Linked DNA regions of Mus musculus: regions 1 and 2 are each linked to region 3. The links are chromatin loops, found by intact Hi-C in ENCODE. Cell type or tissue: left cerebral cortex. All regions are shown on one strand.

Region 1 (8,000 bases), 140 kb before region 3:
AAGCTAATCACAGTACTTCTTCAGGGTAGGCAGGAACTAAGGACAAACTTCAGAGTCTTCCCACTGTGATCCACTTCTTTAAGCAAAACTCCATCCTTAACGTGTTCCACAATCATCTAAAACACCACTAACTAGTAGTGTTCAGGGACACAAGCCTTTAAAAGATATTTTATACTCAAAGCACAAGACAGAATAAAGTCTCTCCACAAATATGGGACTTGCTAAACCAGAGCATGGGAAGCATCCCCTCTCAGACACAGCCTATACAATTCCTCACCCTAGTAGGCTCTCTAGAGGTTTAAATGAGATAGATGCCCTTGGTGAATTATGTCTTCTGTGCTCAACTAGAATTTCACTTTAGATTTCCCAACTGGATTACTAGAGTTGTCCACTCAATAATAAATAAATTTTCTTCAGAGTGACTATATTATCTTCAAGTCATTGAATTACCAGTTTTTAATGTTTATATTTTAGAGTTTCATTCTCCAACTCATATACAAAGGATAGCAATCTCTCAAATAGGGATTTTTTTTCATTGTTTATTTTCACAGTGGAGTTTGTCCTTGGGAAAATCTGTGATATCGCTTCTCATCTCTAGAACTCAATTTGTTAGTTTAAGGAACACTGGTCCTTGATGAAAGTGCTTTTCTACACTAATACCCTTTTGCTCAGAGACTCATTATATAATTTGATCGATAATTTTCCAATACTTTCTGTTGTCTTACTTCATAAAAAGATAAAGGAAAATGGTTCTACCTTTGCAAACTCTCATCATGTCCTCAAGAGAAATGTGTGAAGAATTAAGAACAGTGGTGTATGTTTACTGTTTTATACATATTTTAAATATGTATAAATATAAAAGGCTATGCTCATTTTAGCCATTGGTATTGATACTTCCAGAGCAAAGCACTGTGCTATTTAGACACAATATAGCTTTAAGATGTTATTGGAACAATTTTCTGTGTATTTCTCATTCATGTGGTTGTGGATAATGCAGATGATATCAGAGACTGACATTCATGTCTGTCTCATCATTTCATAACCTGACTCTTGGAACTAAATATAAATTTAACTTTGAGCTAAACGTAGTGGTGCATAACTTTAATACCAGTACTTGAGAGACAGAGGCAGGTGAGTGTCTATGAGTTTGAGGCCAACCTGTTCAACATAGAGTGTTCCAGGTCAGCTGAGGTTGCCTAGTAAGACCTTATCTCAAAAGAGAAAAGAGAAAGAGGGAGGGAGAGAGGAGGGTGGGAAGAGAGGGATGGAGGGAGAAAAGAAGAGGAGGGAGAGAGGAGGGGAAGAAAAGAGGGAGGGAGAGGGAGAAGAGGAGGGAAAGAGGGAAGGAGGAAGAAAGAGGGAGAAGAGGAAGGAGAGAGACAAGAAGAGAGAGGGAGAGGTAGAGAGGGAGAGAGGAAGGAGAGGAAATTTTATTATAGAACTCAACAGGGTAATATAACTAGCAAGAAGATCTTCTGAAGAATAATTCAATGGTCTTACAAATCTATGGGGGGAAAACAATAGCCCAAATCCTTTAATTTCATAACTTTCTTGTGAAGTTTTTTATCATTATTGATTTGAGGTTTAATTGAATGTAAAAGATCATTAACTTTTCCATGAGTAAGACTTTGACTGACGTCAATTTTTATCTTTTCTAAGGATCCTTCCCGGCGATTGGGGTGGAAGCCTTCTGCCCCAGCTTCCTAAGGGCTGGGTTTTTAAATGGCATCCAAGCGCCACATCCAGTGACTGCAGGAGGCTCTCTGCCCCCCAGGATTCCTGCAGGTAGGCACTCCAAGTGGATATCTCTACCACCACATGAACCAATAGAGCTCTTCTCACAGTTGACAGAAAAATAATACAGAAATGAATACTTCTAAAAGATGTTGAGAAGAAGTGTAAATGACTCTTTGCAATGCAGCCTGCACATCTGTAATATCTAGTGCTATGGAATGGCATCAAAGCGGGGAAAGGGACTGGTACCCAAGTGCCCCCTCAGCATAAGGTTTACATAAGCAATCACCAGAGCCACCTTGCCACTTGGAATGAACCACAAAAGAAAACTGAAAATGAAGTATGTTGACAGATAGTATAATTGGACAAGTCTATAGAGATTTAACTAAAGTTCCATTTCACTAAAGGAAAATGATTTGAAGAAAGGCCAGCAAACAAAAATTGGAAGAAATGTTTGAGATAGAAAATTAATATGCAGTCTTCTCTTTAAATAATAATCTGACCAAAATTATGAAATAAGAGAAAACATATGTAACGTTCTGAACTGCGATCTCAGAATTTAGTAAAGTTCTTTGTGGGTTATTCATGGCACCCTTTGTCACAGATCCTTGCCTCCCGTAACTCAGTGAAGTCTGGAGCTGCCCTCCTGCAATTTACCCAAATGATACAGATCTACTTTGCACTTATGTGAATGCTGACTCCTGGTGTCTTTAATCAAAATTCTTGTGTATTTATCTTAAGTAATAGTATGGTATAAATTATGCTAATGTGGTAATGTATCCAAGAGATCTGGCCCACTTAACAGGGTAATAGAATACTTGCCTAGACTGGAAATCTTGATTTTTCAGAAGTCCCAAGATGTGCATTTGTTTGCTTTATCTTAACAGCATGCCAACTACTCTTGCAATTATTCTGATATTTCCCTCTTGCCTTAATATATAAAAATCAACTAGTAGTAAATATGCTTTCATGTCCTTTACTTTAGTATTGTCCTTTAATGCTGTGGCTAGAGAATTTATGGCTGACAGTACTATTGATAAAAGTAGATACCAAAATGATCTTAGGAATTTTAGTTCTGATGATACTCTGCTCCATTTATCTCCTCAGAAACAGATTGGGGAGAATGGTGTGGAGAATTTCTACTTCTGTTGCCAAAGAGAAGGGGGAAATCTACATCAACTAAGCTCTCAGAACTAATTACTGGTGGTATAGACAAATCACAGCCCTCACCTCAAACAGAAATGCTTTAATAGAGAAACAACAAAGGGTGACTATGGGCCAGTATCACATATTTAGGATGCCTGAAATTCATGTTCCAGCAAAGTAGTCATTTAGTGGAGGCTTTTCTAAGGATTTAATGTCTTTTTATTTTATGTGTATGAGTATTTTCTCTGCATATATCAATGCACCTCGAGTGCCTGCTACCCACACAGACCAAAGAGGTTGTCTGGAACTGGAGTTACAGAGGGTTGTGAGTGCCATGTGGGTGCTGAGAATTGATCCCATGTCCTCTGCAGAAGCAGCAAGTACTTTGAATGTATAAGCAATGTCTCCAGCCGTTTATGAACTTTTATAGTAACGAAACAAAGAAAGCTATAAATAAGGACTTTTTAAAGGCATCACAGCATAGAGAGGCTGTTACACCAAAGTAGAGGCACTACTGCAAACCTCACATGTTATATGACAGTGCTCTTAGCTTTTAGGTTGGTAGAAGGTCTGTTTTACATCCCAGAAGGATTTACCGTAGTGCAAGAATATTAAGGTCACACACAGTTTGAACAATAAATGCCTCAGACCCTCTGGATCCCTTTGTCTGCGTAAGATAACTCCAGCTATTTGGTTTAGGCCTACAACATTCCAACTTCCCTAATGTTGCAAGGAGTCAACCAGCTCTGTAAAACATTCAGTGTATGTGTAATTTCTTTCTGGAAAATTAATTTACACTATAATTTTTAAATATAGCTCCAGTTTCTATAATTAATATCTCACTGACTAAAACTGCGCAGATACACCCAATTTGTACTTTAGTAGTTTAATCCTTAATATTAGTCTAGAAGACCTGACACTCTCTTTGGTCTCTGTGGGCAGCAGACACTCATGGTACATTGAATTTAGATATATCTGGCAGAGATGATATTATGAAGTTTAACAGTGATTTGAATTATTCAGCAATACTAGCAAAAAATTGAAATAGCCCTTGTCATTTAGCCACTGGGAATGACAGAAGGAAGATGGTATTTCCATGGCACAAACACAAAATACTGCCTTCCAGAGAAGGATCTGAGAGAGCGTCCCCAACACTCTATTCTTCCAGGCTTTAAGCCAAATTTGCCTCCAGCTTTCGTAGGAGGAAAAAAAAAGCTCCATTCAGTTTTCATGACTTACATACAAATCAGGTGAAACAAAATTACTGCATAAAACATTTATGAACCTCAACTTGTTCCTGTTCCTCCTACCTGAAATTAACTCAGCTCGCTCTTCCTGACACAAAACCCTCGCATAAGTGATCCCTGTACATTTTCTCCCCTAACCACCAAAGGCTGCCATATTTTCAAAGGTAATTTGTATTTTTCTCTCATTCAACCCTAGTTAATTTCCCAAGAATTTCCTTCGTAATCTTGTCTTAAGAGAAGTAATGCAATCCTCACACGAAGTTCTTATTGTTTTCTACTTTTAATACAGCGAAGTATCCCTTTGTTGTGTAATGCTGCATGGATGGTCCTTCAGGGTTAGGATGTTAAACCAAGGACAGGAAGCGTGTTCCCTCCCCATGGCTACCAGGACGCTCTTAGAACCAGCTGAAGGGCGATGCCCGCTGGGCGTCTGCTAATTGATTATATGCCACAGAACTTGGCAGTCCCTCAAGATATTTCCTGTGTCATTGATGTATTAGCAAATCTGTTCTGGTGCAGATGTTAATTTAGTTCCTGTTAATCAAATTTAAATGAGATACGCAAGTATGTTTTGTAGAGTATCGGTGATCCTTTGTTTCCCATCACAGCCTGCTATGAAGCCTCAGTATTTCTACAGCATTTCCTTCTAACCCGTAACTTCCCCGTCTTAGAACAACCACTGGATCATGAGAGAGAAAACAGACACGCTTGTCAGTATCTGTGTAACAACAGTCGATCATTTGTGAATTTCTTGTTTCTAAACAAGTCATTTTGAAAGGGTTATTTCTCTGAGTCTAGGATAGAGAGAGACACTAGGATATGTTGGCTAATATGGAGGAGCAAGGAGGAACGTTAAATGGGTAAATTCAGACCAAAATAAGCATGGAAAATCCTCCTACTATTTCCTCGGTGGTTAATCTTAGAAACTGATGTTACTCCAGAGAAAACATCTCAGTTTGCCTGCCTGTACCATGAATGTGCCTCATCTGCTCATTTACCTCTCAGAGTCTTCATTGTGTGTTAGGTTCAGGGGAAGTGGCTGGTTTGGTTAGAGTCTTTCTTTGCTTACCTGGAACTGAATAACAGTATAAATATGAGCACTAGGCGAATAACAGTATAAATATGAGCACTAGGCGACTCAAACACATGATATGCAGTTTTGGGGGGAATATAGCTAATACTGTTTAATATCACTTGCTTATTTTCTCAGAAAGAGATTTTAATCCCTCTTAAATTCAAAGATCCAAACCGTTTTACATCTGTATTCTTGCCCCTTGGCTGGCTACAATAGAAAGTGGGCTCACATACCAGCTTTGTGTATGTCACTAGCATTTCTTAGTTACCTTGGTTTTGTTTTTTGTTTGTTTGTTTGTTTTTTGTTTTATTTTGGTTTTGTTTGTGGGGTTGGTGTTTTTATTATTTTGTCTTTTTTTTTTTTCCAGAGCTAAGGCCCAAACCCAGGACCTTGTGCTTGCTGGACAAGCCCTCTACCACTGAGCTAAATCCCCAACCCTGTCACTAACATTTCTACTGTACCGTTTTTTTTTTTTTTCATAGCAAAGGCCTCACAGTCCTGAGTAAATATGAAAATGGCTCCCCAACCCACTTAACTAATGTCAAGATTTCCCTCTCTGTATTTCACGGGAAACACTATCTGATACAGAGTTAGGGGAATTTGTATGCACTGTTATCCAATCTAAAAGAACTTTTTAGAAACATACACTTCAGGTGTTCAAATTAGACCAGGAGTGATAAGTGTGAAGCCACAGGAAGTCTTGAGCCTGGTGGCGATGATGCTCTTAACTCTGGGCACATACAAAGGTTGCAGGTTGCAGAAAAGAAATAGCACGAATGATTATGACTCAGTGGCAGCTTTGAATGGAGTAAAGAATATGTTAAAGAAATTTCACATGAACTCAGTGCACCATGGGAAATCAACAGTGGAAAAGTATACATTAAACTTTAAATGTGATCAAACAGTGGTTCAGAAAAAAATCAAATTAAACCATTTGGTTTCTTCATATTTTCAGGCAAGCTAAGAGGCTACAGAAAGTGGGGTTGGGGCAGGGACTTTAGCCTGAAACATTTCAAACCCAGTCACTTACAGCAAACCAGCTTCTACTGGAAATAGCTCTCCCGATGATGGTGATAATTAAATTAATTTTCCAAAGACTATACAGAAGTTGCCTTATTTTAATAACGTATCATGTACTTCATATATGCCTGACACAATATTCTTTATAAGTAGGAGCTTTTCAGGATGAAAATCTGTTGCTCATCTGCTGAATATTTTGCAGTAGCAAGAATTGCCAATTACCCAGGATGAATTACAGATGAGAGTGCCCATGTTCCTGCTTAAGTCAAGAGCTGAAGGGAACTGTAAAAGATGAAAAGTGTGAGGACAAGTTCCAAATATTTTCAAATGTCGTACAGTAAAAAGGAGAAGAAGAAGAAGAAGAAGAAGAAGAAGAAGAAGAAGAAGAAGAAGAAGAAGAAGAAGAAGAAGAAGAAGAAGAAGAAGAAGAAGAAGAAAGATACGCTTTCCTCCATAGTACTAACTTCCTGTTTCTCATTGCCTTGTTAGTAGCGACTTCATCCCCTCCCCATTCCCCCATCCCCCCATCCCCCCACTTCAGTCTCTACTACTTGTGTTATTGTTTCTAAAGATCTCTCTTGCTCTAAAGATTTGGCAGTTTCAGGCTTCAGAAGAATTGCATCTAAGAAGAGAAACTAAGTTGCAGACTCAGGCAGGTCTAGGCAGGCACCCAGGATTACTGAAGCTTCTGGTAAGAGAAGCCTTGAAGGGCAGGGTCAGAGATGGAGTAACAATATACCCAGCCATCAAAGCAAAAGGAAGATAGCATCTGTGATTGCCTGCTAATCTATTAAGGGAAAATGCCCCCTTTATATGTTAGCAACATTGTAGTGCTAGGTTCCAGGAGTTTTTGTTTAAGCACCCACTTAGGACGCAGTTTACAATCAATGCAAAAGCCAGATCAAAATCTAGATCTTATTTTTGTCAGCTTGCTTACTGTTCAAAGTCAGTGGGCTTAGAAGAGTCGGTGCTTGTCTCTGATTATTGGAATTAACTATGGAAGTACCCCAAAAGTAGGGAAACGATGACAAATCAGGCCTAAAATATATTTGGAATTTTTAGAAGTAAGGATAGGAACATACACTAAGTTGAAGATGTCATTAACAACCTGCAGATATTAGGCTTGAGAAATGTCAATGCCGTTTATGAACTGAAGGAATCCTATGGACAAGTCACCCAGTAGAGTGGGACTGTTGCTCTTTTATTTGTTGGCAGAAAGTGAGACTGGTCTTTTGTAATGGAACACCTGAATGCATGGTAGTTCTTTATCCTCATCTCCATGCCCAACACTGAAAAATAAAAGAAAATTAAAGGCTAAACAGTAGAATCTCTTCCCCCAAAAGATGGATACATGTTCATGTGTGCCAACACTTGTAACGTTCAGGCTTGGGAGTGTCTCCAGGTGGCAGGCAGTTCAAAAAGGAAGCACTTGGTTCCACAGAACTAGATATCTACTTTCAACATTCTGCTCAGTGTTAGAGCTCAGCGCGCGACCGCCATTATATAGTACATTAAAACAGGAGAAAAGTGGCTGCGCAGTACATTTGATAGCAAACTCTTGAACACGCTTTGAGTTTTTTCTTGTCTGCCAGAGAGACATGAAAAATCTTATAAGAGCCTTTAAATAATCTCTCATCCACTTATGTATGTCTATTCACAGCCTTTAAAAAGCTTTACCCTTTGACCTTAGCTAAGCCGTCTTATTAACATAAAAGCTTCTTTTTATTTGACTATCATTAGAATAAGTTTGCATCTTAAAAATATAAATCTTATATAGC
Region 2 (8,000 bases), 380 kb before region 3:
AAAATTGGCAAAAACATGCATGTAAAGAACAGTGTATAAATAGTAAATAATAATAATAATAATAATAATAATAATAATAATAATAATCCTGTATATCAAAATAGACCACAAAAATATAGTAAATGCCGTAATTATAAATTATTAAGGAAAAATAGCACATCCATTCAGGATAGAGATCAAAATTTTATGCCATAGGTGTTAGCCAGATTGAACAGTGCTGGCTACAATCCATTGATTGACAGGCATGGCCTCTATGGCATTACTAGCTAAGGTCATTTTTGCACATGACAGGTACTTCTGTTTCCATGCTATCCATTGCTTGCTATTTAACCCCTGGTACTATAAGGCTTTCTCTCTTATTTTTTAATTGGATATTTTATTTATTTACATTTCAAATGTTATCCCCTATCCCGGTTTCCCCTCTGCAAACCCCCTATCCCATCCCATCTTATTCTGCTTCTATGAGGGTACTTCCCCACCCATCTACCCACTCCTGCCTCACCACCCTAGCATTCCTCTACACTGGAGCATCAAGCCTTCATAAGACCAAGGGCCGATCCTCCCATTAATGCCAGATAAGGCAACTTCAGCTCCTTCAGTCCTTCCCCTAACTCCTCCATTGGAGTCCAATGGTTGGCTATGAGCATTCACATCTGTATTAGTCAGGATCTGGCAGAGCCTCAGGAGACAGCTGTAACAGGCTCCTGTTGGCAAGCACTTCTTGGCATCCACAACAATGTCTGAGTTTGGTGTCTACATGCGGGATGGACCCCCAAGTGGAGCAGTCTCTGGAGGGCCTTTCCTTCAGTCTCTGCTCCACTCTTTGTTCCTGCTATATCCTTTAGACAGGAGCAATTCTGAATTAAAATTTTGGAGATGGGTAGGTGGCCCCATCCCTCAACCAGGAGGCCATGCCTAAACTCTGCATATGGTCTCCACATGATGTCCCTGGCTTTTGTGGGGTATTTCAGCCAATGTCATCCCTGTGGGGTCCTGAGAGGCTCTTGCTTTCCTGACATCTGGGATTTTCTGGTTGCTACCCCCAGCTCCACATCCCCCATTGCTACACACTTCTGTTCAGCTTCCTGACCCTTTGTACATCTCCTCCCATACCCAATTCTTCCCCTCTTTTTCCCCTCCCCCTCTTCTCTTCCTCCCAAGTTCCTTCCACACTATATTTCCCTTGATTATTTTGTTCCCCCTTCTAAGTAGGACTGAAGCATTCACTCTTTGGTCTTCCTTCCACTTGAGCTTCATGTGGTCCATGACTTTTATGGTGGGTATTCATGCTCTTTGCCTAATATCCACTTATCAGTGAGTACATACAATGTGTAGTCTTTTGTGATTGGGTTACCTCACTCAGGATGATATTTTCTAGATCCATCCATTGGCCTAAGAATTTCATGAAGTCATTGTTTTTAATAGCTGAGTAGTACTCCATTCTGTAAATGTACCACATTTTCTGTATCCATTCCTCTGTTAAAAGGACACATGGGTTCTTTCCAGCTTCTATGAACATAGTAGAGCATGTGTCCTTATTACCTGTTTGAGCATCTTCTGGGCATATGACCAGAGAGGTATAGCTGGGTCCTCAGGTACTACTAAGTTCAGTTTTCTGAGGAACTGCCAGACTGATTTCGGAAGGGTTGTAGCAGCTTGCAAAACCACCAACAATGGAGGAGTGTTACTCTTTCTCCACATCCTCACCAGCATCTGCTGTCACCTGAGTTTTTGATCTTAGCCATTCTGACTGGTGTGAGGTGGAATCTCAGGGTTGCTTTGATTTACATTTCCCTGATGACTAGGGATATTGAACATTTCTTTTGGTGCTTCTCACCCATTCAGTATTTCTCAGTTGAGAATTCTCTGTTTAGTTCTGTACCCCACTTTTAAATAGGGTAATTTGGTTCTTTGGAGTCTAACTTCTTGAGTTCTTTGTATATATTGGTTATTAGCCCTCTATCAGATGTAGGATTGGTAAAGACCTTTTCCCAATCTGTTGGTTGCCTTTTTGTCCTATTGACAGTGTCCTTTGGTTTGCAATTTTATGAGGTACCATTTGTTGATTTTTGATTTTAAAAGCATAAGCTTTTTGCATTTTGCATTTTCCTTGTTGTGTCAATATTTTCTATGATATCTTCTGCCCCTGGGATTCTCTCTTCTATCACTTTTGGGGGGGGGGCGGAAATCAATGTCAGTTCTTTAATTAAGTAATTCCCAGATGCTTGCATCTATGACTCCTGATCTCTTTTCTAGATTTTCTATCTCCAGGGCTGTCTCCCTTTGTGAATTCTTTATTGTTTCTATTTCCATTTCAAGATCCTCAATGGCTTTGTTCAATTCCTTCACCTGTTTGGTTGTGTTTTCCTGTAATTCTTTAAGGGATTTTTGTGTTTCCTCTTTAAGGGCTTCTACCTGTTTACCTATGTTCTCCTGTATTTCTTTAAGGGAGTTATTTATGTCCTTCTTAAAGTCCTCTATCATCATCATGAGAAGTGATTTTAATGAGAGTCTTGCTTTTTCGGTGTGTTAGGGTATCCAGGACTTGCTGTGGTGGGAGAACTGGGTTCTAATGATGCCCAGTAGCCTTGGTTTCTGTTGCTTATTTTCTTGTGCTTGCCTTTCAACATCTGGTTATCTCTGGTGTTATGTGGTCTTATTGTCTCTGACTGTGGCTTGTTCTTCCTGTAAGCCTGTGTATCAGCACTCCTGGGAGACCAGTTCTCTCTGGGAAGAATTTGGGTATGGAGAGCTGTGGCACAGGGTCAGCTCCCGGGCACAGATAGAATCTGAAAGGGTCCTGTCCCTGGCTGTTCCTTGGTTCCTGTGTCCTGATGGCTCTGGGCAAGTCCCTCTTGGGCCAGGAATTTGAGCATAAATGGTGTTCTCACCTGTGTTCTCAGGTGTGTCAGCACTATTGGGAGACCAGCTCTCTCCTGACAAGATCTAGGTATGGAGAGCTGTGCTCTCAGATGTGTCAGCCCTCCTGGGAGACCTGCTCTCTCCAGGCAGGATCTGGGTACAGAGAGCTGTGGCATAGGGTCAGCTCCAGAGCTCAGATTGAAACCAGAAGGGTGTAATCTTTCTTTTAAGGTATAATGTTTTAAAAATTAATATTAAGTTTTTACATTTGCATTCATACTGTACAAGTAATATGTTAATTCTCAAATAACCAATATTTTTTTGCTCCTATAAACTCATCCTGTGAATTTAGACCAAAAAAAAAAAAAAAAACCCTTAAATTGAGTTTAAACCAAGTGATAATTTCCACCTAGAAATTAGAAATGTCATTCAGATTGTATAGTATACACAGCATGTCACATTTTAAATGGAGCATCATTAAATCTTGCAGAGTTATGATACTATACATTGTGGATGATAGTCAGAATACAGTTTTTTTAAAGACTCTACTATTCTTTAATTTCCTTAATCAGTAAGAAGTGATACCATTTGGTCTGTTAACAAAGCCATCACAGAATTCTGTGGAAGAAAGTATAGCATATGTCCTGGATGAGCTAGCAGCCAATGTGGGAAAACCGCCTCTCCACATGAGTCGTGCTTTTTACGCCACAATTACTAGCTGGAGAAAATGAGAAGGAAACTCAGGGCTCAGCCAGGTGTTGTTCCTTGTCTGTAACTTACTCTGCTAATTGATCAGGGATGAGAGCAAAATCACCCCTGTCCTCGGGAAGCCATGAATGTTTCAAGGCAGCAGCAGAAGCACCTGGCTTGTGCTAAGCAAAGTCTACGAGTTCTTCCCTTACTGCTCAAGACAGAAGCAATGCTGGCCAACTTACGCGATCTCTTAAGTGAAAGAATAAGAAAAACTGTGCAGTTCTGTCGCTAGTGATTCGGCAGGAATACTTCCACATTCCTAAACCACTCAGCACCCCTTCTGGTGAAAAGCAGCATGAATATACCTTCCTTCTTTAAACCTTTGTACATCTTGGAACTCTACTCAAGTCACACTGTACATACATGCAGATACCCGTAGCTTCTGATTGCCCAAAACAATGACATAAAAACACAATAATGCTGGCTTATTGTTTTTTAACTAGATTATTTGAAAAACAATATATGGAAACTTAGAGAAAGTTCTCGTGCCCTACACTGCCTGTGGAATAGAGCAGACTTCTGCCCACTCAACTTTTATTGACCATGGGGGTCCCTAAAGGAAATAAGATTAGTTTGTAGATGTGAAAGAAATGGGACTGGGTGAAGTTTTAGAACTAGATAAAAAAAAATGATCCTGGGGACAATTCTCTTTCTTTATTACTATTTACTGAATATTTAGTTGGCATAAAAATTCATGTAATTCATTATGTCATTTTTCTACATATGCATTGTGCCTTGATCATAAGTACCAGCGCTGCTACCCTCCCCCATACTCCTTCCAAACCTTTCATTGAAATATAAGGTATGGTTTTGCAATAATTAACTGAGAATTATGTTTGCTCTTGCTGTTTGATCAAATATTTATTTTTCAAATGAAATCATTAAATAATGGTCAAACACATGGGGACTGACTTAAATGGATTTGAATAATATATAATTGAATTATAATGTAATACATTCCATATTTTTGTTAACACTGAGATCACATGTCAGCATTTTAGAAAGACTTTTTTATTTTCCATCTTTGCCATTGTTAATACTCACATTAATTCTACTTGTGTAAAATGACCATATACATAAAACATGTAAATTATTTGAAAAGTTCTCATATGGTGACCCCAAGGATTTATAGCAAAATCTTCTGAGACACTCCTTAGTTAAGTCTTGGAACAGGATTTAGATGAAAAGAAACATTTAGGTAAAAGGTAACTGAGTCTATTTGTGTGGCAGCATAGCAGGTCTCATGAGAATCCCAAGGTTTTAAAGATACTGTTAAGGCTGAAGTGAAATTTCTAACTAATCACTTTAGAGTGCTGTCTACTTTTCACATAATGTGTGACTGTGGGTCAGTGATTTCCAGACCAATTCTTCACCTGTAGAGAGTAAAGATAACTGGATCTACAAGGTTATGCTGTATAGAGGATGGTTTAGTGTGCTAGAAGGAGCATAGGAAATTAGAAGTACAGCCCAATATACTTTTGCACATTCTGCAAAGGAGGGTGTGCAGCTACATTGTTGGATGATGGCGGTCAATTTCTAGATGTCAGAGGGACAGTGAGCGAATTCTTTAGGAGCTCAGAAGTACAAGATCAATTCCCTCTGAAGTGATCAAAGCAGTCTTAAGCTGGTCTCTTCTATCTAAAGGGGGAAAATGGTAATTGCTGCTATTTTATTTCGTGTATGAATGGAAGTCTCTTAAATGCGAACTCTTCTAAAAAGCCCGAGGACACATCCACGGGTTGTTTTCTACTGCCGAAAGATGACTCTAATTTTCTTGTCTGTTTGTGCACCTTAGGGGTGCCGTGGGAAAGGATTTTTTATTTCTTGATATACCCAGGAAGCGAATCCATAGCACTTACAAGTCTAATTTTCATAAAGCTTCTTCTCTTAAAATACAAAGTCCATTTTTTTAGCTAGCTTTTGCTGCAATTTCATATTATTATATAAATTGAAGAATGTCAGTACAGAGCCAGACTAACAGCTGATGACTCCTCTGTGAGCCACATGCATGTGGATACCATTTACAAATGCACTTGTTTTTAAGAAATGCCAGGGTGAGGAGGTGGGAGTGGGTGGGGGGATGGGGGAGCACCCTTGTAGAAGCAGGGGAAGGGGGGATAAGATGGGGGGTTTGCAGGGGATGGGGAACAGGAAAGGGGATAACATTTGAAATGTAAATAAATAAAATAACCAATAAAGAGAAACGATATCGATAATTATGAGCTAAGATGATGTTTTGTTAAGTTCTTGAAATAAGATAGTTTGTTTTAAAGATATTATTGTAATTTAAAAATAAAAATTTACTAGATAGAAGATAATATTTTGTTTTGTTTTGTTGGCTTTACTGGACTGAGATACTGAGTCACTCTAAGCAGTTTGCTGCTAACTCATCCCATGTGTATAAATATCACCACAACCAAGTTGGAGGCATCTAGTATTTTTTTAATTAATGGCCCATGTTGTTTTATAACTTTTCTCTCACTTTGCACATCACACTCCCCCATACTCCTACCATCTTATAAATGTGCAGATTCACTTTAGATGCCGAGACTTAAAAAAAGCACTATGTGGTTTCTTTTAAAGTTCTAAACTTGTAAAAAATTTTTTAAAAAATCACCACTGCAGCAATAAAATATATGTGTTTTATACATTCATCATACTTTTAAATTTTCAGTTTTTTTTTATTTTGAGAAATTAGCTGTCCCCCAATTGGTAATTCTAGCTAAGGTGATTTCTAATTGTATAATTTTTCCCCAATTTGATGACATTTACATTTTAGCTCATTATTTTCTATACCTGGAAAATGAGGCAATTTTTGTTGATGAATCAATTAAGGTCCAGAAGTAATAAAACTTGTCAAATGATAATTAAATGCTAACAAATTTTAAATGCATTATAATTTCATATATAATATATAATTATACAATATGAAAGTAGTACTTTCACCTAAAAAATAAGTAGAGGGGCCTGACAGCTGGCTCAGCACTTGACAGCACTGTCTGCTCTTCCAGAGGACCCGGGTTTGATTCCCAGGACCCACATGGCAGCTTGTAATTCCAGTGCAAAGTTACCCTGGCATCTGAGGGTACTGGGGATGCATAGATACACAGATATACATACAGGCAAAACACCCCTTTACATGAAATGTAGTTGTCTTTTAATTTGCAAAAAAAAAAAAAAATGAAAATACAAAACCCAGTGGATTTGATTTTACTAAAACAAGATGTTTTATTATAATAAGTAAAGGATTAGTTTTTAAGCTGGAAAGTTTCAATTTCTTTATTTTCCTTTTGGCTTGGTCGGTTTCTCAGCTTTGGAAAGCTATCTATGCTAAATTCCTAAAAAAGTATTAGATTAGCAAATATTCTTCCATCGAAACATGAAAATAGAAAGAAGGTCAGAGAGTCTCTGACTGCTTGAAGATAACTCATGACATAAAAATAAATGTTTCTATTTACTAATGATAAAGTGATTTTTTTTCACACTGTCAGAACCAGGACCAGGAAATAGTGGGGGCTGAGACAGAGCCCACCGCATTTTCAGACCTCAGAGACCAGCAATCTCAGGGTGCAGATCTAAGTTTTATTGTTCAGTACAAAAACTTATATACAACTTTTTAGCCAATAAGAGTGTGGTTATATAATCAGGGGCTAAACAGAGGATTACATAGCTGTCCTGTTGAATCTAATTTGCTTGATCATGACTATAAGGGAGGGAGTAGATCACCCAGGGGCATTTCCCTGCAGGTAGAGAAAGCAGCCATAGCCATCAGCTTGGGTCCTCTCTTCTGTCTGACCAGTTTGCTGGGAACCACTTAAGATCTCAGGCTGTGTACAGCTGGATCAGGATTCCTCAAACAGGCTCAGGAGACCACAGCACTTAGCTCTCTAGACCACTTTTCCTCTGTTACATTCACTCCCACATCCTGGCTTCTGAGTGATCTGTGCAAGTACCTCCACACACTTCTCACTGATTCCAAGCCAGTGGCCCGTGTCGCTATGGTGCTGCAAGATACAATGGTGATTGTGGACAAGCTTGTTATAGAATGCTCATATTTCCATTGGGAAAATGTTGGAAATTCAGAGATAAGAGCATTAAAAATATGCTAACACAATTAACTCAAGGAAGTATTTTGAAAATAACTTATGGAGATATAAAGAAATTATCTCTATGGTACAAAAAAGCAGAGAAGATTATAATGTAAATCTATGCAAAGTATCTCAAATTTTGAAAAGGAAACAGACTGGGAACACTTTATAAAATGACAAAGACAAAGATGCATTATTCTTCTATTGTTCAGGACAACTATTCTTTTAAAACATGCCTAATTTTCATAATGGGATCATGAATTCATATAGAATAGATATTTGAAGGTATATTCATCT
Region 3 (8,000 bases):
CAAGAAGAAGCTATTTGGGAAGAGCTTGTCAATAATGCAAAACTGGGCCAAAGGGTCCTGATGTTCAATTGCTTGCAAATGTCTATCCAAGCCTAATTGGAGGCAACTGAGCTCACATTCACAGCAAAAAGATGATCAGTGTAATTCTAATAAAACTAATTTAGAAGGAGCTTTCCTGGAATGTTACTTTCAAAAGTGGCTTTTGGGGTTTAACACCCAGTCATTTTTCTGCAAGTATTTTTTTTTCCTTCCTGAATTCTCAGGGCTCTGCTTTAAGTTCAGTTCTGTTTACCAGAAATAGATGAGAGCAGGGTTAATGCTATGAATGGTGTTTACTCATAACAGTAACTCTATGAGCACACAGAGCAAGGGATACATCTCAAAAGCCCTCTGACCGCCTCTGACTAGCTCATCACCAGGGCACCAAGAGAGAAGCAGGACACGCCCCCAAATAAATTATCTTGCTTTGTGCTTAAATAACGGATGAGGTCAATGCAAACCATAACTGCTGGTTTTGGTCCCCTGAGCTGCTACAGTAGTTTGACCTTGAGTCTAATTGCTATAGAGGATGACATTAAACCCACGTGTCATCTTCCCTGAGCAAATTTGTTGTCAGGAGGAAAATAAGAAATTGGACCTATAGAATTTCGTAGATGAGGACACGGAAAAGAAAAACAACCATGCTAAGTGAATTTTCGTCCTTTCACACAATGCTTGTCTATATAATGAATCAATATATAAATAAATGAATATTACAAAAACAATAAAACAAAAATGCTTATCACTAAATCATACAAAATACAGGAACTCGGTAGTGTGGTAGCTAAGTATACGTGTGAAACTGACTGACCCTAAGAATACCAAGATCACTGGTAAAACAGTGTCTCTGGATGTGAGTATATACTGACATAGTAAATTAGCGTTCAACCAACCAAATTAAGAAGATTTACCCTCACCAAAGATGGCAGTCATTCTCCAATCCATTTAAGAACTGGGTAGAACAAAACAGTGAAGAAGGTTGAATTATCCCTGGCACATGCATCTTGTCCGATCCTTCCTCATCAGAGCTCTTGGGTGTTCAGACCTGAACATCAGCACCAACAGCCTCCTAAACCCTAACCCTACACCCCTGCTCTTGGGTCAGCTTCAGCGTCACCCTTAGAATTATTCCTTGGGTTCTCGTGGATCTCAGGGACTTCACTCAGCCTGAATCATGCCACTGTCCCCCTCCCTCATTCCTCATGGTTGATGGTAAAATCATAACAAAGCTCTATGCTCTATATCGCATTAGTGCTTCTCCAAAGCAAAGTCTCTCTTATGTGTCAACACAACTTCCTGTTGGTCTTCTTTTTGTTGGAGACTGATGTTTAAACATGAAGTATAAGTAAATGACAGCCGTGCTGTACATGGTGGTTGTTAAAAGAGAATTTTCCAAACATAAACCCCAACATTGTTTACATGGCGGATTTGGACTCCTGTGTTTAGATGGCGTTCAGCCGAGTAAATGTCCTACACTCTTCTTTGTGAAATGGACAGTACGTGATGCAAACATTGAAGTAAGCCTTTAATGTGCAAAAAGTTGATGTCATGTGATTGCTATAAAATTATGAAATAATATTTCCAGCTTCTTAAACATGACAAGATTCACCTGATTCTATACATTATAGTCAGGGTTTGCTACTTTGTGAGTTCTTCTTTCTTCCACTCCTTGCTGCTCTTTTTCTTTTACCCATTCAATCTCCTAACTCTAGATAAGGGAGAAAAAAAGATAGTGAGAAAAGGAAAGATATCCCTGAATAAAGTCATGGGTCAGGAAGGGGGTGACATTACTTTTAGACTGAGTACGGGTATTACTTAATTGAGGCAAGTTGGACTTTTGCTGCCAGAAAATTTAATTTCTTCTTGTTGCTTCTTCCTTGCACATGACCACTTAACAAACTGTGATCAACAACAACCAAAAAACAACCAACCAATCCACAACCCACCTCACCTCTCAGGGCCATAGCATTTACATACCCTGCAAAAAGTGCCCAGAATTCCACATACTACATACTTGCAGAAACTACCTGAAACTGAGAGAATGATGCTCCTACCAGAGCCCAAGGCAAATGATAGTCAGTGACTGTGGACTTCCTGAAGTATCTCCATATCTCACACCTGGGATTAAAATGAAAACATATTCTTATAATATTTCAGTGTTTTGTTAAAGAAACCAAAATTTTAAAAAATTGTCACTATAATCTATCTCTCTCTATCCCTACTCTAGAGCCAAAGTCATCTAAAAAGATACCAAAACCAAATAAAAATCATAATTTTACCATTCCTATGCAGAAAGCCTTTTAATGGTTTACTATTGGCATAAAGTGTGGTCTAAGTTCTTAGAATGACATAGGAAACTCTTGCTGACTTCTCCCTACCTGCTCGTCTGAGCTCATCTGTCCCCATCCACCCCATCCACCGGGCCACACTATTTTGTCCTATCGCACCCCATCCACATAGCTCAGCAACTCTTACTCCATCTCTTTCTTCTTAGGCACATTTCTACTCTCCTATGCCTAACCCCTCTCTTACCCACAATTCATTTACAATCCAATCTTTCACAAAGTCCTTGCTTAGTTCCCATTATCTCTAGGAAGCCCTCACTTACATCATTGTGTTCTTCGCCGTCCACAGAATCATTTACCACGTGTCATTCATCACCCATTAGATGAGTAAACTATTGTGGCTTTGTGCTATATCATCATTTAACTAACCTTACCTGATCAGCTATTATGACCATGATCATTCTTAAGTGATAAGAAAACGTCATAGAAACAAGCTAACAAGTTCTCTGCCTGAACACACAATTAGAAGTTGTCAGCACAAACACAGTGCGACGGGAGCAGAGAACCAGAAAGAAGAATGAACTCAAGGAGCAATACAGAGGAGAATGGGAAATATGGAGGGACACTCAAGGCAAAGAAGGGTTTCATAACGGGGCCATGTGCACACCTGACAAGGAAAGTAGGAGTCTGATTAAAAAGATGAAGGCCAAAGCTTCTCTTCAGAGAAAACAGCAAATTCAAAGGGACGGTGGGATGGAACCACACAATGTATCCAAGGCCTTTGATTTGTTCTGAAATTGCTCCTACAAAGAAGAAACCCAGACTTGGCATCAGCATCTTGGTTTGCCTAAGAAATAGGCCTAAGATATCAGAACTGTTTTAAAAAAAAAAAATCTGGATGGGCTTTCTTTTATTTGAAACTATCCTTTGCCGTTGGCTTGTGATAATATTTGAAGACGATAAAATAAAAAACCTCTCTCTTGCTTCATTCTGCTTTCAGGCAAGTACATCCAGATCTTGTCATGCCATGGTGTTCAGCACTTCCAGCAGTGTCCTCCGAAGCCATCTGCTGTCCGTGAGAACAAGGCTTCAGAACCCAAATGATATACTTAAAGCAGAGCAAAACAAGCTGGAGGCTCATTTCAAAAAGCATTGCTTTCCCAAAATGTATTCACTGGGAAAATCTGCTGTAAAATTGTGAATATTTTATGCAAGTAAAATTAGACCTTCCAACCTGCTCCGCATGACGCATGACTGCACACACGTACTGCGGGTGATTCTGCCAGAACTGAAGCAATTTCATTTTTTTTATTAGACATTTAGTCAAAAGGTCAAAAGGAAGATTTAGAATCCATGGTATCCCTGTACACTTCTTTAAAATGGATTATTTAGACCATGTTTTACCACAAGATGCCTACCTTTAAGCCATAAGAAATAGAAGTAGAATGAAAACAAAGAAAAATAAAACCAAAACATATATAATTTCGCACAGAGAAATAGCAGCAGATACAACCAAAATAGTAAAATTCAGTTTCTGGGAAGGTGTTCTAAGTGAAGAGAGCATCACGAAATCGTAATGTTCACTGTTCTGAATGCTTAGCCAAGTCTCTGGTACCTCAGACTGTGAGCCATCTCTTCCTTCCTTGGACTCCAAATAGTAGCCGTTTCAGAAAGGTTGTAACTCCGTGGATGCTTGGTGCTGTTCCACCTGCTGTCCCTTTGAGCTTGCTACTTCTCTGAAGAGATGCTCTGGCCGTCCTCTTTATTAACTTCTTACTTTGCTTCCCAAACTCTACAAATCAACTCTGTGGAGATGCCCTTCTCCCCCTCACCACAGCCATCTGAAGTGCTCATCCCTTCTTTTCTGATGCTAAGTAAAGTTGGCAGAGACTTTAGTGCTGTTAGCACTAGCCCGCATCAACCTTAAGGTGATATCACTGGGAAAATATCTTCCTTGTAACCTGAGCACTTAGCATGAGAGCGATGTTCAAAAGTATTTGATCAAAGGAACACTAAAGAAAATGAATAGGTGAATGAATGAATGAATGAATGAACGAATGAACGAACTAATGAATGAATGGATGAATGAATGGATAGAATAGATGGATGGGTGGGTGGATGGATGGATGGATGGATGGATGGATGGATGGATGGATGGATGGATGGATGGATGGGTGGGTGGGTGGGTGGATGGATGGATGGATGGATGGATGGATGGATGGGTGGGTGGATGGATGGATGGGTGGGTGGATAAACAAATGAATGAATGAGTGGATGAATGCTACCAAAGGCCTTCAGTGTTTCCACTGGCATTGTATTTTAAAAACTGAAAATTCAGACCTGAAAAATTCCCCCTTCTTCTCTTCTTGTCATTAGCCGTGTACACAGTGATGAACATTAAAACATTAAAAAGTGAAAACTTTTCATTTCATACTATTTCCCTTATTTATCCCATCCAGTTCCCCACTTAATGCAGAAGCCTAATTGTCGTAAGCCCAGTGGCCTTGAACCTGTGGATTTGTGGGATCTTTCTGTGGCCGCTCCCAAGTGATTGAGACTGTATACATACTACTATGCATAGCTTTGATATGAAATGTAAAACTTATACAGTTTTTGAGCCACAGTCAGCTAAGTACAACTGACACTATAGCAAGTGGAACAGCGAGTGAAGGGAACACTTCAAAGGCACAGAAGGTACCTGCTTCCAAGTGTCAGTCTGGTGAGGCTGACAGCGCATCTTCAGACGGAAGCAAGAGAACAATACTATTTATGAACATTTGGGTCCTGAAGAATCATTAATTGTCTTGCATAAGAAAACAGTTTAAAAGAAAACTTGAAATAATTGAATAAACATAGAAATAAATGTTCTCAACTCCACACCTAATGATTATAAACTGCCCTCAATCTTTAAACACATTTTTAAAAATGTTCTGGCATTTTTAACAATCCTCTCAGCTAACAACTCTTCCTAAAATAGGGTCAGCTGTATTAAACATTTTTTTTTTGCATTCAGACATTTAAGTTTTGGACTCTGTGGGATGTAAGTTACTAGCCTGTCCTCACAGAGGACCACTTTTAGGTCCCCAGGAAGCTGAACTCCTGCACGCTCAGCATCCGGAGCAGCTGGACCTAAACTGACAGCTTCTACAGACATCACCATGCATCTCCTCTCTCCTCAGATCACCCTCTCTGACACTGGGTAATTTGAGGTCACAGCTTCACTCTGGACCAATGCAGCAAAACACCACAACCAGGAAAAAAAAAAAACAACAACAAACAAAAACCTTGCTTCTCTGATAAGCTAAAAGCACCAGGCTCTCTCAGGATCCTCCAGGTAAAGTGCCTGTGGGTAAAACAGAAAAGCCCAGTTTAGCTGTGGTCTTCCTGTCTGTGTTACCTCAGAAAGGATGGAAGGCTACTTTTTTGTTTAACCCACTGTAGAATTACACTGATTAACAAATTATTACATATGAGACCTTTACAAAAAGCTACAGAGCCCTCAACTTACAGAGCCCTTACCTACCATCTGTCCCGAGTCACAGAACAAATTAGTGACAAGAGAGGGCTGCAAGGCCGGCCAGATAGCCAGCCCCACAGCTGCCTTCCCTGTACACTGGGGTCTACAACCTGTTCTCCTCCCCCTCAGAAACCAATGTACTCTGTGCCTTTTTGAAATTTGTTCCAAGCAGGACTTGTACAAATAACGCTAGAATAAATACAGGCTTGCCTCAGTTTTTCCAATTTATGAGCCTAATAACATGATCTAAACACTTTGCAAAAGTAACATCCAACCATGAATAGAGATGAATGGGGCACAGGCTCTCAGAGAAACAACTCGCAAATGTGATTTATGCAAATAATTGTATCATTAACACCTCAAAGTATTACGTTTCTCAGAGTTTATATTAATTTATTTACATACTTTACATTCCTACCAGAGTTTCCCTCCCTCTTCTCCTCCCAGTTCTCCCCATCTGCCTCCCATCCCTCCTTCACTCCTCCTCCAATTCTCTTCAGAAAAAGGGGAGGCCATCCAGGAATATCAGCCAGTCCTGGCATATCAAGTCTCAGTAAGACAAATTTCTCAATTTTTAATGGTAGCAAATGACCTCAAATAACTAATCCTTCACTTTGCAATTTATGTGGAACATTTGAAGCCATTGCTTCTGTGCTGGTTTCCACAGATTTACCACATAGACCACGGGTTCTTAAAACTTCATTAAAATATACTAAGACTAGAAGGTTGTGTTGCCTAGTATTCTATAAAGAGAAAGGGGGAGAGAGAAAGAGAGGAGAGAGAAGGAAGAGAGACCAACAGACAGAGAGAGAGAGAAAGAGACAGAGACAGACAGAGAGACAGTGTGATAGTTTGTATATGCTTGGTCCAGGGAGTGGCACTATTTGGAAGTATGGCCTTGTTGGAGTAGGGATGGCCTTGTTGGAGTAGGTGTATCACTGTCGGCATGAGCTTTAAGACCCTACTTCTAGCTTCCTGGAAGAGAGTATTCTGCTGGCAGCCTTCAGATGAAGATGTAGAATTCTTAGTTCCTCCAGTACCATGCCAGCCTGGATGCTGCCATGTTCCTACCTTGATGATAATGGACTGACTGAATGCCTGAACCTGTAAGCCAGCCCCAATTAAATGTTGTCCTTTATAGGACAGGCCTTGGTTATGGTGTCTCTTCACAGCAGTAAAACCCTAAACAAGACAGACAGAGAGGAGAAGGCCACTAAGAAAAAGTGCTGTCTAGAAAAGGCTAAGAATAGTTATTTAACTCTATTGTTATCGCCTATCCCATTGAGACTTTCTCATGCAATATTTTTGCAAAGCAATAATGAGTGATAGATCTTTTTCCAAAAAAAAAATCCTCTCTATGCTGTGAGCAGTGTTGAAGTTATCTGTGCTGCAATACAATGGCAATCCTCGTAATACACCTGTGTTTAATTCTCCATATTACAGTAGCATTATGTCCTGCATTATCTTCCTTCTAGCACAGAATAGAAAAAAATCTAATTTAATACATGTCTTCCAGAATAGTGTTATTCACTGAATGATGTAGCACCTATGTTCTCATTGAAAGAGAGTACTGGGAAACAGATAGCAATGAATTATTTTCCAGAGCAATTTAGGAGGAAGTAGGTTGAAAGTATCCCAGTTCTTGGAGCTTTGGATGGTGCGATAGCACTGTTTTATTAAAGGAAACGAAAGTTTTGCATTCACTCAGCTGCTTATACATTTAGACAGTGAATGGGACGTGTGGTGTAATGCTGGGCCTATAGCACGAGAAATGAACGAGAAGCCCTTTCCACACTTAAAATTGTTTTAGCAAGTGGGAAACAAAGCTGATGGCTTGGCTCTTCACATTTGTCTGAAATCATTCTAGTCTGTCCTCATTCTTCCTGAGTAGTGCATTCTAACATAACTCTCAAAAGAAGACAAGTATTTATTTCATCGCGAGAACAGTAGACTGGGATAGCTTTAGAGGAACAGCATAGCAATACCTAAGGTTTCAAATGGTGGCATTGTAGAGAACCAGCCCCCACACGCCCCCCACCTAACCCCTACACTCACAACTGCATCCTTCCCTACCTCACATCAATGCTGGATATGGCCAAAGAGGAGGGAAAGCGTCCCAAGGAAGGCAAAGGAGTCAAAGGCATCCCTACTCCCACAAT

Evidence for each region. Peaks named below come from ENCODE experiments on the same cell type or tissue, not always from the same donor. Only the 100,000 strongest peaks of a DNase experiment are listed, where the experiment ranks them.
Region 1: a loop joins it to region 3, with 2.6 times the contacts of the local background. A loop is called at or near these places in 3 of 42 quality-filtered maps.
Region 2: it touches region 3 in a loop (3.0-fold over the local background); 2 of 42 quality-filtered maps call a loop at or near these places.

What each region holds. Positions count from the first base shown.
Region 1 is chr16:59,833,027-59,841,026 of GRCm38, reverse strand. It overlaps Epha6 (Eph receptor A6), which reads left to right. Exons shown (of 18, transcript NM_007938.2): 12 at 1,660-1,785. Among named protein-coding and RNA genes, the nearest start is that of Arl6, 200 kb to the right of the region's middle. In left cerebral cortex, no CTCF peak of the experiment used is centred here; a DNase peak (open chromatin) is centred at 4,046.
Region 2 is chr16:60,066,465-60,074,464 of GRCm38, reverse strand. All of the region lies in intron 5 of Epha6 (Eph receptor A6), which reads left to right. Among named protein-coding and RNA genes, the nearest start is that of Arl6, 430 kb to the right of the region's middle. In left cerebral cortex, a CTCF peak has its summit at 3,889; DNase peaks (open chromatin) are centred at 3,594, 3,776 and 6,082; H3K4me3 peaks cover 597 bases.
Region 3 is chr16:59,688,890-59,696,889 of GRCm38, reverse strand. The region is part of intron 14 of Epha6 (Eph receptor A6); the gene reads left to right. Among named protein-coding and RNA genes, the nearest start is that of Arl6, 54 kb to the right of the region's middle. In left cerebral cortex, a CTCF peak has its summit at 3,386 (motif pointing left); DNase peaks (open chromatin) are centred at 3,437, 3,952 and 7,576; H3K27ac peaks cover 2,099 bases.